Linked DNA regions of Homo sapiens: region 1 is linked to region 2. A link is a loop called in an ENCODE intact Hi-C map of the cell type or tissue named here. Cell type or tissue: CD4-positive, alpha-beta T cell. All regions are shown on one strand. Each heading gives the region's core, and the rest is flanking DNA. Links, peaks and the distances in the headings are about the cores only.

Region 1 (8,697 bases), core at 236-8,235, 58 kb after region 2:
AAGTGAAGCCATGCCTGTGGAGCCTGCTTTTTTTCATCTATCAAATGAGGGGCATGAGCTGGAAATGTATTTTCTAAAGTGCGATTGATACAGGAGGTCATATTAGGCAGAACACAGATGGTCTTTCTGACTGTTATATATGTAACATTATTTTAATTTGTATTAGGAAAAAATATCTTGCACATCAAATGCACATTTTATAACATATATGTGGTCCCACTGATAGTATCTATTAAAGTAAGGACAATATTTTACATATTTTTGGCATCTATTTAATAGAGAAATCAATTTAATGTTAAATTAAGTAAATTATGGAGTAGATGATACACAGATACAGCAAACATCATTTAAAGATTATGAAAATATAAGTTAAATGCTGCTAAGTGTACAACCAGGGGAAACTTTGCTCCATGGACTCAGAGACTGTGACCTCTCAGAGCAAACAGTAAAGGAGTGGAAGGACTCTGGGCAAGCAGGCCCAGGATCTGTATGGTCTACATTGAGGAATGAAATTTCAATAATGACAAAAGGAAACATAATTCCATATAAATTCAGCTTCTTCACATATGAGAGATGGTGCATTATTCTTCACTTCTGTTTGGAGACAGAGGTTATAAAGAAAGTTCCCCCTACACATAAACAGTTAAGAATGGCATGCATTCCCTCCTGGATACTCAGGAATGAAGGACTCTGCTCCGGCGTATGTAGTCTGTTCACCCCTGTTTAAACAGAGAAGCACAGACAGATGACATTCATTCATGGCTGACAGCTTTTAGAAGATATGCTCTCTTTTCACAGCCCCCACAGGTGAGCACTGAGGCCTTAACCACCCTTCTATAACTTCCAGACTTTTAAATAAGATACTACACTCGCTCTTTTTCATATTTCCAGAGCCCAGCAACTCACAGCACAGCTCCCAAGAGAAAATCAAGAATGAAACTCCCAAAGCCTTCTTCATTTTTATCCCTCAGACTCACGGAGGACTCTGGCTGGGGCCTGGGAGCCCTCAAACACTACCAAGCCAAATCTCTTGTTTCTCTGAGTGAATATTCATAGTTTTGTTGCAGGAAGCTGAGAGTCTCCCCATCCAGCCAGAAACAAGATTTACTCCCCCATGCACAGATCGCACAGCTGTCTCTGATCTCTGAAGAGGTAGCATGGGAAAGGACCCTGGCAGAACCAGGTGCTGATTCTCAGTCAGCTGCATCTAGCATTTGTCCCTTAGATTTTTCTCTTTCCTTTTTTCTTCTGTAATACTTCCTGGGCATCTACCATGTATGTACAAGTTGTAAATTGAATAACTAAAAAGGATTCCTCCCCCAAGGATGACCTAGAAAAGTTATTTTCTCCCAGAGCAGAGCTCTGTTAAATAAGCTCCCAGTTATGGATCTAGTTATTGGCACTGTAGCTCAGTATAAAATGGTGTATATCTGACTCCTGCTCCATAACGCTCATGTGAATCCATCATAGAATTTACACTAAGTTATACCTGAAGCAAGAAAGCTTCATTCTCTACCCGTAAGGCCTATGAGATAAAGAAATAGTTCAAATAATTGGATGGAATCAGGCCAGTGTGAAATAGTGACTCTCAGTCCTAAATATAGTAAAATATAATAATATAACCAATAGCAGGAGAGTAGAGGGTTAAGCCTTATCTATCCTTAAATTTTCTTGTTATTTTATTTCAAATTGTCTTTGTTGCAATATCTCATTTATATCCAAGTATAGCTACCATTGGTGAGAAATTGTTCCCTACCACTACAATTCAATCATTTAATTAAATTCATGAAATTTAATTCAATCCTTACAACTATGTGGAGAGGTGATTGTTATTGTTATTACAATTGATGATGTCTAGGTGGCCTGAGTTTAAGTAATTTTGTCAATGGTCAAATAATTTAGTAAATGACAGGTATATTAATAGTACTTCAGTGACTATGCCTTGTAATGGTCACATGGAACCTGCCAATCACTAGAATAGGCAAGACAAATGCCTATAGTGAAACAGATATATTGGAAATACCTATATTGGATATTCCTGTAAAAGAAGGGAACACTATAGACAATTGTAGATCTAAACCTCATGAGGGAAGGTCTTTGTTGTCTGCATGTGTCTGTTTTATTCATTATTCTACTCTTCATACCTACAAAAACAATTGTTGCTTATTGTGTGTTTCATAAGTAAGTGTATAATGAATGAATTCAATGTGTGTCTGTCGTTTAATGCCTAAGTTTTCTATCTCTCCATGATGCTTACTTGTGTCTTTTCGGTGCCACACTATTCTCCTAAAAATACCCCTAAAACTTAATTGCCCACATACTTGGAATTTTATCTATTGGTTAAGTTTTCATGCATTTCATCTTATTCCTCAATTGATTTGCAAGATTTTTCTGGTAAGTTCATTCTGCTTAAGAGTAACATTTTATACTACTGTCGGTATAGTCAAAGGTCCTAATACAGTACGTTGTACACATAGGGGATACATATTTATTCTCGGTGAATATGTATTCTTCTTGCTTACTTACTGGATGATTAGCCACCAATTTAACCAAGTCAATGCAGTCTTTTTTACATTATTAACTGAAGAAAAGTGGTGCCCTTTAAAGACGTTCTTAAGATTAAGAAACAAAAAGAAGTCAGAAGGAGCCAAATCAGCACTGTGAGGGGGATGCCTAATGATTTCCCACAGAAACCTAAATTCTCCTCGCTTGATGAGAGGAATAAGTTGGAGCATTGTCGTGGTGGAAAGGGATTCTCTGGTGAAGATTTCCCAGGCATTTTTCTGCTAAAGCTCTGGCTAACTTTCTCTAAACATTCTTATAATAAGCAGATGCTGTCATTCTTTGGCCCTCCAGAAACTCAATAAACAAAATGCCTTGAGCATCGCAAAAAACTGTTGCCATGACTTTTGCTCTTGACTGGGCCACTTTTGCTTTGACTGGACCTCCACCTCTTGCTAATCATTGCTTTGATTGTGCTTTATCTTCAGAATCAAAAGGATAAAGCCATGTTTCATCTCCTGTTCCAATTATTTGAAGAAATGGTTCAAGATCATTATCCCACTTATTCAAAATTTCATTGAAAGCTCTGCTCTTTTCTGGAGCTGATCTGAGCATAGTGGTTTTGGCACCCATCAAGTACAAAGTTTGCTCAACTTGAACTTTTCAGTCAGAATTGTGTGAGCTAAACCAGTTGAGACATTTATAGTGTTGGCTATTGTTTCCACTGTTAATCATCCGTCCTTTTTGATTAGGGCACTTATGGTTAATTTTTTCTTCACAAATTGTTATGGAATGTCTGCCACTGTGGGCTTCATCGGCATCCTCTTGTCTATTCTTAAACAAATTATCCATTTTGTTTAAGAACAGACAGACAAGAGGATGGCTGATTTTATTGGAGTGTTGAGCCTATAAATTTTTCATAAAGCATCAGTGATTTCACCATTCTTCCACCCAAGTTTCACCATAAATTTGATGTTTGTTCTTGCCTCAAGTTTAACAGAATTCATGTTGCTCTGATAGGGGCTCCTTTCAAACTGATGTCTTATCCTTCTTAGTGCCTCAAACTAAATCCTGTTCAGATATGTTATAACAACTTAGTATAAGTTTATTTTGGTGCCAGAAAATTTGAAATCCATGCACCGTTTTTCATAATACGCAATTTCTTTTTTCCATAAACTTTTTGAAGACACCTAGCATTTATTGAATAAACTGATCTGAAAATCCAACAATTCACAAAGAGTGTTGAATTTGTTTTTATTCATCTTTCAGTCATATGTTTCTGAATTACCTTAGCCAATTCTTCCAGCTCAATCTAGTGGCCAGATGGCAAATTGCTTATTGTGGCAGTTCTTTCTCTCAATCATTGGTCAAAATTTTGGTGTGTCTAACTTCAAACCAAAGACTCAGGGATTAGGATGTTTTTGATGAATGATAATTCTGGAAATGGTCTATAAGCCTAGAGAGGTATTTTCTTACAGTGTTTTCCCCCGATGCTACACCTGTGCTGTCACAACCATAGCCACTTCCTGTCTGTGATGGTGAATCCTTTCTTTGGTCTCTCCAGCAAGTGGATGTCTCAAGCAGACCCTTGGGGATTTTGTGTACCTCACTCCAACAGTTCTCTCACTGTAGCCTCTTTCAGTGCACAGAAACACATCACTGAGTTCTCCAGTTGTGAAGTGGAGATGACAAGTTGATGGATTTGCTTGCCTTCTGCAAATGCAATGAGTAGTGACCTATTGCTTATTGCTGATCGTGAGTCCTGATGAATAAGGAAAATCATCTCCCCACTCCTGGGCTACTTGTGCCAGAAAGGACTATAACTTCCAGCACTGGTGTCATAATTGCAGTCCAGAGTCACAGCCTCCTTCTCATGCACCAATACTGATGGTTTAATTTGAGTTACTTCTCAGCAAAACCAGATTCTGAAGGAGAAAACAAAGAACCAAAAGGTTTAGGGATGAGTGATGTGGAACAAAGAAATTCTATTTTTACACCCTGTTACTTCTTCTGTCCCAAAGTTTTGATGAGACATTTCCCAGTCCTTGGGTCTTAGAGGAAGACCATTCCCACCAGGGGCATCCCTACCTAGCCACATTGAAGCTGTGACCACCCTCAGGCAGCTGGAGAGCAACATGTTTGGTTCTTTCTCTAGAGAGAATATATTTTGTTCTTCTTAAAATTCAGGGCTCTGCATTGTGAGGTGAGTCTGATGAAGTAAGAGAAGAATTACTGGACTATGTGCTGCTGCTGCTGCTGCTGCCCTGGAATAGGAAACGGAGGTTTTCCGGTGTAGCAAGCTAGTTTGTGTTATCTAACACTTCTCTATGTACTGGCTAAGAACCTCACCCAATGCAAACTTCCTTTGCACTTACCCACCCTTAATTTGATAATAAATAACTTAAATATGAAAATAAACATGGTCAGGTTAGAAGGGAAATTGATAATTCGGCCAATTGCTATGTTCAGTCATTGCATCTGTGATGGAACTGAGCAATGAGGTTGAGAGGTTGGCACTTACTTTAAAATACTACATGTAATGAATAATGAAGGCAACGGAAGATGTAACAATTATGTATCCTCACATCTATGTATGTTGTTGTTTCTCCTAAGGTAGAAATTAATCACATTATGCTAAGAAGGAAAAGCTGTTTGCACTAATCACTGCAGATCATCGGACCTACATGTTAATATAGCAATATTTGTCCTATTCCCAAAGTCTGTCCAGTTGCTTATCTGGGGAACAAACGGTAGAAAAAAACTAATCTCTCTTTCTCTTTTCTACGCAGAAAAAAACTAATCTCTTTTTTCTGAGAGTTTAGAATGAAGCCCTCAGACATTGAGTCCTATCTTAAAAGTTTTCTTCTTTTTTCAAGTTAGTTTAGACAGCCCAGCTCTGTTTATACAGGCCATATTAGACACCAGACTCTGATCATTAAGTTATCAAACCTTTGAATTTATGCATTTTTATTATGTCATCTGGGACCCCAAATGAGCCATAACAAGCCATTACATTCTGTACATCCACTGCTGAAAGGTATGAATCCTAGGTGTCTCCATACGTCTCCCAAGGAAAAACTATTATAGGAAAATTGATTGTGATAAGGCTTTCGTTTTGTGAATATTAGCAGTAAGGCCATGTCCTAGGGATATTACTCAATTACATTAAAAACAACAAAGACCCATTGCCTATTATAGCCTATTTCTTAATATAATGATTACAACCTATCCTCCTTGTCTTAAAATGATTTCAGCTATGTCTAAATTTGTTGAAGCATCTCCAGATCTTTCACTGAAATCACCATTAAATCTTATGATGCCACATACAGCACAAATGATCTACTCTGTAAAAACAACCATTTTTTTACCAGTTGGTGGACTAACTATACAATATTATTAATTTCTCCTCATAGCGTCTAACTCCATTACACTTCTCAATCAATGAATCTTATGATTGCATTTCTGTAACTCAAGAAGTGTCCATCCCAGAACAGATATTTTGGACAGTCTCATACCTAATTCTGAATTAATTTTGTTTTTAATGTCTTATCTTCAAAACTGAAAAGAAATAACACAAGGTTTATAATGCATTTACTGCTCCAGACTCCATTATAAAATCTAATTCCTTAGAAGAAGCAAAACAAATTAAAGTAACTGAATTTGTGGCTCTCTCTTTGCTATGTCCAATTATGAAAAATATATACAGTGATAGCCTATATGTTTTAACATAGTTCACAACTCTCAAATACTATGGAGATGATGAGATTTCTTAACCTTCTTAACCTTTTCATACATCTCATGTATCGCTATAAAATAGACACCAAATACGAAAATTATTTGAATTATTGATACTACTCAAAGAAAGACAAAGTTCCAAAGTAGGAAAGACACTATAGAAGCCAGGAAGAAATACATGAGCAGAGAATCATGCTAAACATGCCTTTCTGACTAACGTCCTCATGCAAGTACCTCTTACAGAACATGCAGAAAAATCTATGGAAAATTTTAGTAACTACATCTTGGATCAATTATTGATTTGTTTGATCAGTGAGGATAAGATATATCAAGGCCAGAAAGGCTGCCTGGTGGGACCAAATGATCTCCAGTGAATACTTGTTTTAGCAACCTTCCAGAGACAGCCCATCACAGTAGGGATGTACTGGCTGCAATATTATACAAATAGTTGGGGAAAACTTTTCTAGGAGAACACAGAAAGTGGCAAGTTCATGCCTTTTTTGAAACCTATAAGATTCCATGAAAAGTGTAAAAATGGAATATGAACTGGAATACTGTCCTAAGGAAACAGTTGAATATGTGACACTTCAAATTATCTATATATAGGGGAACACAATTTTCCGGGAAGTTATATAATGCTTTGCCCTCACTCAGAACTTCTCTTTTCTTATCACCTCCTTATCCTCTATAAATGAAGACACAACACATGAGAAATATTAAAACTAAAATTAATTACGGTATCAGACATCCTTGAATTTCCATGATCTAATATATTATTACCCTTCACTTTCATGGCCCTGAGTTGTTCACTCTGCCATCATAGGTTGTCTTACTATCAACTGGTGACTTGTAGGTCCATATTACTCCTAGTATCTGGAATCCTATATAGTTCATTCTTTCACAAACTTATCTAGATAAATAAACCCATTATACTCAGTCCTTATACCAACAGGTACAGTTTTCTTTCCTGGCCTTTCATTTAATCAGCCTTTACATGACCTAAGCCTGGATGAGTTGGTATTTGGAAAAAAATTCCAGAGAAAGACTGCCTTTCAACCTTGTGAAAATGACCTTATTAGGTACTGTTTATTACCAGTTCAACAGTTAAAGTACGAGGAATTGATCTGTGGTTACTTTGTACCAATTAGTTTGACATTATCCATCCTTAAATGGCAAGAATTGAGAAGTTATTCATATTACAGATATTAAACTGAATTTCTTCAGAGACTATTTAGGGGCTTTTCAGAAAATGAGTGCAGACTCGAGGTCCTTGAAACACATGTATAAGTGGATAAAGTAGACAGCTCCATGCAAGTATAATCGAACAGTATTATCTAGATGACTGGAACCAGTGGTTGTTATACTATCTTTGCATTCTTTTCTTTTTCATCCATTTGGTGGTATTTTTCAACTCTAATGGTACAACGTTGCATATATTTGTAATTTTTTTCCACTTTGTTATTTTGTTAATAAAACAATTTGCTTAGGTACAGGCTTTACTTGAGGTAATAACCATCCTAACACTTTTCACCTCTACAAAGCCACAGCTAGTGCAAAAAATTTAAATAATTGTGAGATATGTCATTCTATGCTAACTCCTGGGAAAATCCAAGTATTAACCATACCCAATTAATATGACTAAAATACATTTCGGTCAATACACTTAGCCTTAAAATGTTAGAGAAATATCTATTGATAAAAATTTAGGGTAGTGTTGGTACAACTAAACTTGATGTGTTTAACTCTGATTCTAGGAGTTGGTTCAATCCTCAACTGAACCTCTCCATTATCAATTGCCATACCGTTTCCTTAAACACTATACTTGCCATAGTGTTTCTTTAAACTGTAAATCAAACCTCCAAAGAAATTCAAACATTTGAAATGTTGAGTTATTCCTGTAAAATGACAAAAGTTTAAAACATTCAGGTATAGAAAAAAAAGAGTGGTAGCAGAGATGATGATCATGTATGTGCCCAATGGTGTGTGCTTTCTGTAACCAAGATTCAGACTTTTCAAAAGATTATATATTGTATAATTCCACCCATGTGACCTCCAGAAAAAAATAAAAATATAAAAGAACAGACCAAGGTTTGCAAGGAGTTTGAGATGGAGGTGTGATTTCACACAGATCACACAAGGGAGTTTTTGGGATGAGCAATCTGTTTCGTATCATAGTTATGTAATGGTTACATCAAACTATGCAATATATCAAAATTCAAATTTCACACATTGAACTGCATATCAAAATGTGTTCCTTTTTAAGTGATAATTTAAAAACTGAAAATTGTAAAAACTGAGAAAATAAAATAAAGCAATTGATGTGGTTTCTATTTTTCTATCTGGAACTCTGATTTTCTTTCTCAACTTCTGAAAAAGATAGCACCAGGCATGCCAACTGTGGTAGGCAAAATAAGGGCTCCAAAAAAGTTAGGCCCCAGTCCCTGGAATCCATGAAAGTTA
Region 2 (8,697 bases), core at 206-8,205:
TGCAGCTAGAGGCCATTATCTTAAGTGCAGAATTAGTGCAGAAACAGAAAACAAAATATCATATGTTCTCATTGTAAGTGGAAGCCAGACTGTGGGCACACACAGACATAAAGATGGGAATAATAGACATCGTGGACTCCAAAAGGAGGGAGAGATGGAGGGGGGAGGGGCTGAAAAACATCCTATTGGGTACCATGTTCACTATCCAGGTGACTGCCTGTTGCGTACTATGTTCACTATCTGGGTGACCAACTAGGAGCCCAAACCTCAGCATCACGCAGCATACTCTTGTTACAAACCTCCGCATGTAAATCTAAAAATAAAATGAAAAAGAAAAGAAAAAACCTCCAGAAGTGTTATCAGAGTAAAATTTGGGAGAAGGATCTAACTTTCTGCAAGGACCTGTAAACATTTATACCTAGACACATAGCTAAGAACAGACACTTAGTTCAGTCTGTTTCCTGGAGTTCACTCTCCCCAGATTCAGATAAAGAATGCGTCCAGAGTCAGCATATGAATAGTTTCTCAGATACAGACTTCATTAAGAAATTCAGGCCCAGATATTGTTTGGGTTTGCAAATCTCTTCTCCTTCTCCTCCACCTTCCAAATCACTTTGTCAGAAACAAGCCTAGAACTATGTTGAAAATGAATTCTGGAAAATCAGCTACAAATTTCTATTCTGATATACAAAGGGGAATGCAAAATAAGCTGGAATGATGCTGGGTTGAAAATAAACAGTAGAGCACATGGGTGTAGACTGTTGTCATCCATACTTAAGAAAAATAGTTTAAACCCAGTGAGAACAGTTTGCATCTTGGACCATATCAGAATACTTCTGTGATGTTGAAGACATGTACTTTTAAATTGGATTTTTAAATGGTTTTATTGATGTATAATTGACATAAAAATTAACTGCACCAAAGTAAAGTGAACATTTTTATAAGATTTGACATACATATAGGCTTGTGATGCTATTATGGCAATCAACATGATGAATATTTACATCACCCCAAAAGTTTCTCATATTTCTTTGTACTTTTTCTCTTAACCTTCCTATCTCCCATGCCCATTTCCAAGCAATTCTCTGTCACTATATATTAGTTTGTGTATTTTATAATTTATACAAATTAAATCATATACAATTTTTTTGGTTTATCTTCTTTCACTTAGCATAATTATTTTGAGATTCTTTCATGGTGTCATTTGAAACAATGGTTTATTTCTTTTTATTGCTGAGTAGTACTATTACATTATATAGATATAAAACAATGTGTTTGTTATTTATCTGTTGATGTACATTTCAGTTAGTCCCAGTTTGAGGCTGTTACAAATAAAGTTACTACAAACGTGTATTCAAGATTTTGTATAGGTGTATTCTGTCATTTCTCTTAGAGCAAATAACTTGGAGTAGAATGGCTGCATCTGATATCAGGTGTATATTTGACTTATTTAAAACCTGCCCAATTATTTTCCAAAGTTATTATATTACTTTGTATTTCCACCAGTAGTACCTGAGAGTTGCAGTTGCTCCACATCCTTGTCAACCCCACTCTAATAGGTATGCAGTAGTACCTAATTGTGATTTTAATTTGCATATCCCTAATGACTAATGATGCTAAGCATGTTTTCATATGCCTATTTGCCATTCATATAGTTTCTTTGCTGAAGTGTTTGTTCAAATCTTTTGCCCATTTTATTTACTTTTCTATTTTTTTTTGTTAATGGGTTCTGTGGGTTCTTTGCATAACTCAAATAAATGACTTTCTCAGATACCCAATTTGCAAGTATTTTTCCAGTCTATAGCTCATCTATTAATTCTGTTGACAGAATTGTTTCCAGAGGCAGTTTTAAGTTGTAATGAAAACCAATTTTTCAATTTATCAACTTTTTGTCTTTTATGGGTCATGTTTTGCTATCATATCTAAGAAATGTTTGCATAGGCCAAGGTCACAAAAATTTCCTCCTATTTTCTTCTTGAAGTGTTATGATTTGGGGTTTTACATTTATGTTTATGATCACTTTAAGTAACTTTTTGTATATGGTATGAGAGTGTCAAAGTTCATTTTTTTGTATATGGATATTCAATTATTTAAGCACTATTTGTTGAAAAGACTATCCTTTCCACATTGAATTGCCTTTGCACCTTTGTCAAAAAGTAGTTGTTCATGTATATATGGGTCTATTCCTGGGCTCTATTCTGTTCTATTAATCTGTTAGTCTATCTGTATACAAATGCCACACTGTTTTGATTACTGTGGAAAACAACTTGAAGTAAGATAATATTATCCCTCCAAATTTTTTCTTTTCCAACCCTGTTTTGGCTACTCTAGGTGCCTTATATTTCTGAGTAAATTTTATAATGAGCCTGCTAATTTTAACCAAAAAAATGACAGAACTTTTATTGTGGTTATATTGAATCTGTAGAATAATTGAAACAGAACTGACTTTTTAACAATATTGAGTCTATCAATCTATGAACATAGTTTATCTCTCCATTCCTTAGGTCTTAATTTCTCTCATGAGGTTTTGTGGCTTTAAGTTACCAAGTCTTCTATACTTTGTAAGATTTATCTGTAAGCATTTAATATTTTTGATGCTATTGTAAATGGTATTGTGTTTTTATTTTTAATTTCTGATTGTCGCATGTGAAAATATATAAATACAATTAATCTTTGCAAACTGATCATTTATCCTGCAACCTTTACAATCTTACTTATTTGTTCTGGTATATTTTCTGCAGATTCTTTGGATTTTCTACTTAAACAATTATGTTGTCTGCAAATAAAGCTTGATTTATTTCTTCCTTTCCAAACTGTATGCCTTTTGTTTCTGTCTCTTGCCTTATTGCACTGGATAGACATTCTAGTACAATATTAAACAGAAACAGTGAGAGCAATAACTTTTTTCTTATGTGTGATCTTAGGGAGAAGCCTTTAGTTTTTCACCAAGTATGACACTTGACATAGGTTGTTGTAAGTTTCCTATATTAAGTTGAGAAAGTTCCTTTTAATTTCTCATTTAGAGAGAGTTTTTAATCAGGAATGGATGCTGGATTTTGTCACATGCCTTTTCTGGGTCTATTGAGAATATTCTCATTGTTAGATCATCTGCTACTTGTTAATCTTCTTTGATACATTATTGATGAATTCTCACAACAAATACTAAAGAAGCTATCACTATCACACTTTACAAAAAAAATGTAACAAAACACAAAAGTATTCAGCAAGTAAGTACATGGCAAAGTTAATAGTTTTGAACATAAATCTCATTAATAGCAAAACATGTGTTCCCTATTTTTTCCAGTATAAATTGCTTTCAGAGAAATTTCAGAGAGAAGTTAGAAGACACCAACGTGACTTTTTCCCAAGCCCTTGAAATATTTTAAGACAGCAAGTTAATAGGTGCTCTATTTATCCAAATGAAATTTTTTAAAATAATTAAATAATTTCAGGTCTCATTCTTTGACTAAAAGAGGAAAGAAAACATATTTTAAAGGATGAATAAACTGCAGTTTAGGAGCTGACCACCAGGTAGTGGCATAAGCATTCCTTTCAGACCAATTATTAAACACCTGATGAGCAATGCATGGTAGCAAGGCTGAAAAAGTTCCTAAACTTCTGTGAACCACCAGAGTACTGGAACTTTATTCATGGCCAGTGACCACTCTCTTTCTGTTCCTGGAAACTTGCTTGTGATAAAGGAGTCTAAAGCATAGTTGTTCAAATTAACCAGTATGAAAATTTCTCACATACAGGATCATAGCTTAATTCTTCCTAATGACTAACATTATTTAAAGCATTGTTTAATCTGTGCACAGTCAGTCATTGTTATGAAGCATTATTTCACAAGATTATGCAAGGTTTAAGGACATAAATGGGAATAATTTTCAAGAACATTCCAAAAATCTGAAGTCTATACAACCCATCAACTTGAACAATATTTACTGGTCCAGCAATTTCTAAAATAAAACTTGGTACACTTCACAATAAAAGAAAAATACAAAAACAATAATATGGAAGCCAAAACTTTGTCATAAATATGATTGAATAAATTTATCATTTTCCCCTTTCTTCATAGAAATAATCTAAATGCAACAAGAAATTTAAGAACAATAACACTATATCTATAATTGGGGTCAAATTAAGAGAAAGAATCCGAATATTTTTAAGAGCCAACCAAATTAAATGAGCTTGCACAAATGCACAGGTACAGTGAATCATCCTAGATCCAAATGAAACAATCCACCAAACCAGGCATTAGAACATCTTTGGCCTTCTTAAAGTTTGTTAATTTCAAGCATTATATTAATAGATTTTCAAGTATTAAATCATCTTTACATTCCCAAAATAAATTCAACTTAATTATGTTGTTTTTTTTTGTGCATGCATTTGTCCCTTCTCACTTTTTTTTTCTGGATCATGTTAGTATTGTAATTATTTTCAAAATATCATGTTGTGGTTTTATCATTGATTTTGTTATTTTCCTTTGAGCCATTAATTTCTTGCTTTTATTTTTAATTCCTTCAATCTACTCTCAACCATTTTATTTTACTGTTAATTTTATAACTTCTGGAGTTGTATATTGAATTGGCTTACTTTTATATTTCATTGTTTGCTGAAAATTCATCAATTGGAGTCAAATGACCCAAGTTTAAGTGTTGGATGTTTATTTACTAGATCTGTGGACTGAGGTAAAACTTTCTGCTTCTATATCTCTCTAGTATGGAAACCAGAGTGCACATTATTTTCTCCTGGTTTAGTATTTTCAATTACTAACTAAACATTGCTTTAAAAATATGTATCCAAATACAAATTCTTCATCTTGTTCAGCACATCATCATGTGTTAGAATATTTATTCTTAGAAGGACATCATTCTTTGACTTCTCAACATTTAAACTAAATTTTGAAGGGCCTGATGTATTAAAGATATAAAATGATTACATTATGAAGTTGATGCTTCTATGTATGCTTGAAGTTTTGCAGCCTACATGAGTTATCCTGAGGGACATGAGACAAATGTCCTGTTCTCCAATCTGCTGTCACAACACCTGAAATTCCACCATTAAATATGCTTGTAGTTAGAACTAATAAATGAATTCAACAAACTTGAAGGATACAGAAACAGCACACAAAAATCAATTGCATTTCTATAAACTAACAATGAACACTTTGGAAATTAAGAAAATAATTCCATTTGCAATAGCATCAAAAAGAATAAAATACTTAGGAATAAACTTAAACAACAATGCTAAAGACTTGCACAATGAAAACAAAAATGTTGCTGAAATAAATTAAATAAGGCACAAATAAGTTGAAAGACATCTGATATTTATGGATTGGAGAATTTAACATCATTAAAATGTCGATGCTACCAAAAGCAATCTACAGATTCAATTCAATCCCTATCAAAATCCCAATAGTGTTTTTGCAGTAATAGAAAAATCCATCCAAAAGTTCATATGGCAGCTTGTGAAACCCCAAATAGCCAAAATAATCTTGAAAAGGAACAAGTTTGGAAGGTCTAACACTTCCTGATTTCAAAGCTGATTACAAAGCTACAGTAATATAGCAAAAGCTGTGTGGTGCTTGCATAATGACAGTCATATAGACCAATGCAATACAATAGAGAGCCCAAAATTAAACCTTCACATTTACAACCAAATTATTTTAGGAAAGGGTCCTAAGACTGTTTAAGGGTGAAAGGAAAGTCTTTTCAACAAACAGTGTTGGGAAAAACTGGATATCCACATGCAAAAGAGTGAAACTGCACTCTTATCTTACAGGAAAAGCATCGCGATTTAGATTTGGCAATAATTTCTTTTTCTTTTTTTCTTTTTTTTCAGCCTTCAGAAAGCATGGAATTGGCAATAATTTCTTGGCTATAATACCAAAAGCATAGGATGCAAAAGAAAACTTAGATAAACTTGACTACATCAAAATTAAAAACTACTGTGCATCAAAGGGCACAATTAATGGAGTGACAGAGTGGATAAACAACCCATGGAATGGAAAAAAAAATATCAAATCATATATCCGACAAAAGATCAATATCCAGAATATATAAAGAACTCTTACAACTCAGCAGAAAAAAAAGACAACCCAGGCCAGGCGCGGTGGCTCACATCTGTAATCCCAGGACTTTGGAGGCCGAGGTAGGTGAATTGCTTTAGCTCGGGAGTTCAAAACCAGCCTGGGCAACATGGTGAAACACCATCTTGAAAGAAAGAAAGAGAGAAAGAGAGAGAGAGAAAGACAGACACCCCATTTCAAAATGGGCAAAGTAGTTGAATAGGCATTTTTCCAAGGAAGATATACAATTGGCCAATAAGCACAGGAAAAGATACTCATCATCACGAATTATTAGGGAAATGCAAATAAAAATCATAATGACATACTACTTCATGCCCATTAGGATGGCTACTATTCATATCAAAAATAATGATAGTAAAAGAAGTGCTGATGAAATGTGGAGAAATCAAAACACCTGTGTCCTGTTGGTGAAAATGTAAAATGGTACAGCAGCCACTGTGGAAACCAGTTTGGCAGTTCTTTAAAAAATTAAAAATAGAATTATTATGTGATTCAGCAATTGCACTTCTGGGTATATCACTTCTAAAGTTGAAAGAATTGGGGGATATACCCCAAATATTGAGACGTTTGCATACTCTTGTTGAGAGCAGCTTATTCACAATAGCCAAAAGATAGAAACAGCTCAAATTTCCATTGATAGATAAATAGTTTAACAAAATAGGGTATGTACACACAATTGAATAATATGCAGCCTTATAAAGGAAGGAAATTCTGAAAGCCTGCTTCATACTATGACATGAATGAACTTTGAGGACATTACGCTAAGTGAAATAAGGCAGTCACAAAAAAAAATTGTATGACTCTAGTTATACAAAGTACCTAGAGTAGTCAAACTTATAAAGACAGAAAGGAAGGCTGGTTTCTAGGGATTAGGTGGAGAAGAAAATAGAGAGCTATTGTTTAGTAGTCACAGAGTTTCAGGTTTCCAAAATGAAAAGAGTTCTCAAGATGGATGGTAGTGATGGTTGCACAACAAAGGAATGTACTTAACACTACTGAAGTGTCCATTTGTAAATGGTTAACATGGCAAAATTTATGTTATATATATTTTTCCACAATTAAAAATAATTTTAAAAATTTTTAAACATATTTCTCTTTAAGATTTATACTATACACATCTACTTTTCAAATGCAAATACAAGAGGATGTTACAATACAAGATCACTTACCAACCAACCATTACCATTCAAAGCTTAGGGAAGGAGAAAATGGTGTTGGAGGTAGAAGGAGAAGATTGAAAAGAATGAGGATTTTGGATGGTGGAACAGGTCTGGGGGTGTGCAAAGTTGATCCACATGATGGCATTAAATGTTTTTGAAAGAGGGGTAAAATGAAGCACAAAAGCAGAGAAAAGAAAGACTTCAAATTCTGCCTCTCTACAATGTCCCTCTAAGAGCCACTAATTTATTAATCATTTTATGGATAAATCTGGTATGGGGCAGGTAAACCTACAGTATAGAAATTGAGCTATTACATGCTAGAGATTGCAATAAGATTGTTAAATGGACTGAGTTCTCAGCACAAAGTTTGTCACTCTGTAGGTGCTGAATGATTTTTTAAAAATAAATGGATATATAAGTGAATAAATAACTTTACAGGAAGGGGAATATCACACTCTAGGGACTGTGGTGGGGTGGGGGAAGGGGGGAGGGATAGCACTGGGAGATATACCTAATGCTAGATGACAAGTTAGTGGGTGCAGCGCACCAGCATGGCACATGTATACATATGTAACTAACCTGCACAATGTGCACATGTACCCTAAAACTTAAAGTATAATAATAAAAAAAATAATAATAATAATAACTTTTTAAAAATCAAGCTGCATTATTTTGTTAATACACTGCCTTCTGGGTTTTAATTACTTAATTTAAATATTTGCATCTCTATTCAAGAGTAAATTTTCTGTCACTAAAACAATTGAATACATTTATTAAACTAAGGTAGAGTGACCATTTCCATATTACATTTTACCTGTGGTTACAAAGGTTTTCCCAGATGTAGATGCCAAGAAATACAATGATAATGACTGAAGAGTTAGTGAAAGGCAATATTTCTCAATTAAAAAACTGATTTTTGGTGCATTCCAAAGTTATCTTTTAGTAGAGTCTTGTTTCTAAGATTCCAATTTTAGATGTCATTTCTATTAGATTTGAACTAATTACTTATTAGGCTGAATATGTGTGACTTCTTTACTGGTTCTCTCTAACTACCTCAAAGGTAAACCGCTATCTGTAAACTCTAACTTGTGGTGAGATGTGAGTGTGTGTGCGTGTGTGTGTATATGCTTGCAATATCCTTCACACCATCCCTTAGATATTATGTTAGAGTGAATAGATCTTGCCTGTTTAGACTGTACGTTGTAACAAGTGTGAGGATTATGAAACTCTTTCATAAAATGTCTATGAAAGACTCCATCTAATAGATGTGAAAGTAGCTGTAAAAATACATTTGGCGTATTTTAATTTGTTCTCTACTCTTTATTTGGTAGAAATATCTAGAGGTTCTATTATAGTAAGTGGTTCAAGAAATCCAATCACCTTGTTCATTCCATATTGAAAACAATAGCAGCTACATTAGAGGCAGCAGCATAAGCTATACAAGCT

The links. Peaks named below come from ENCODE experiments on the same cell type or tissue, not always from the same donor. Only the 100,000 strongest peaks of a DNase experiment are listed, where the experiment ranks them.
Region 1: it touches region 2 in a loop (2.4-fold over the local background); 15 of 110 quality-filtered maps call a loop at or near these places.

Annotation. Positions count from the first base shown.
Region 1 is chr14:21,870,491-21,879,187 of GRCh38, reverse strand. It overlaps TRA. Among named protein-coding and RNA genes, the nearest start is that of OR4E1, 200 kb to the right of the region's middle. In CD4-positive, alpha-beta T cell, for the core only: no CTCF peak of the experiment used is centred there; DNase peaks (open chromatin) are centred at 4,057 and 4,777; H3K4me3 peaks cover 994 bases; H3K27ac peaks cover 1,651 bases.
Region 2 is chr14:21,928,721-21,937,417 of GRCh38, reverse strand. It overlaps TRA. Among named protein-coding and RNA genes, the nearest start is that of OR4E1, 260 kb to the right of the region's middle. In CD4-positive, alpha-beta T cell, for the core only: a CTCF peak has its summit at 3,539 (motif pointing right); a DNase peak (open chromatin) is centred at 3,537.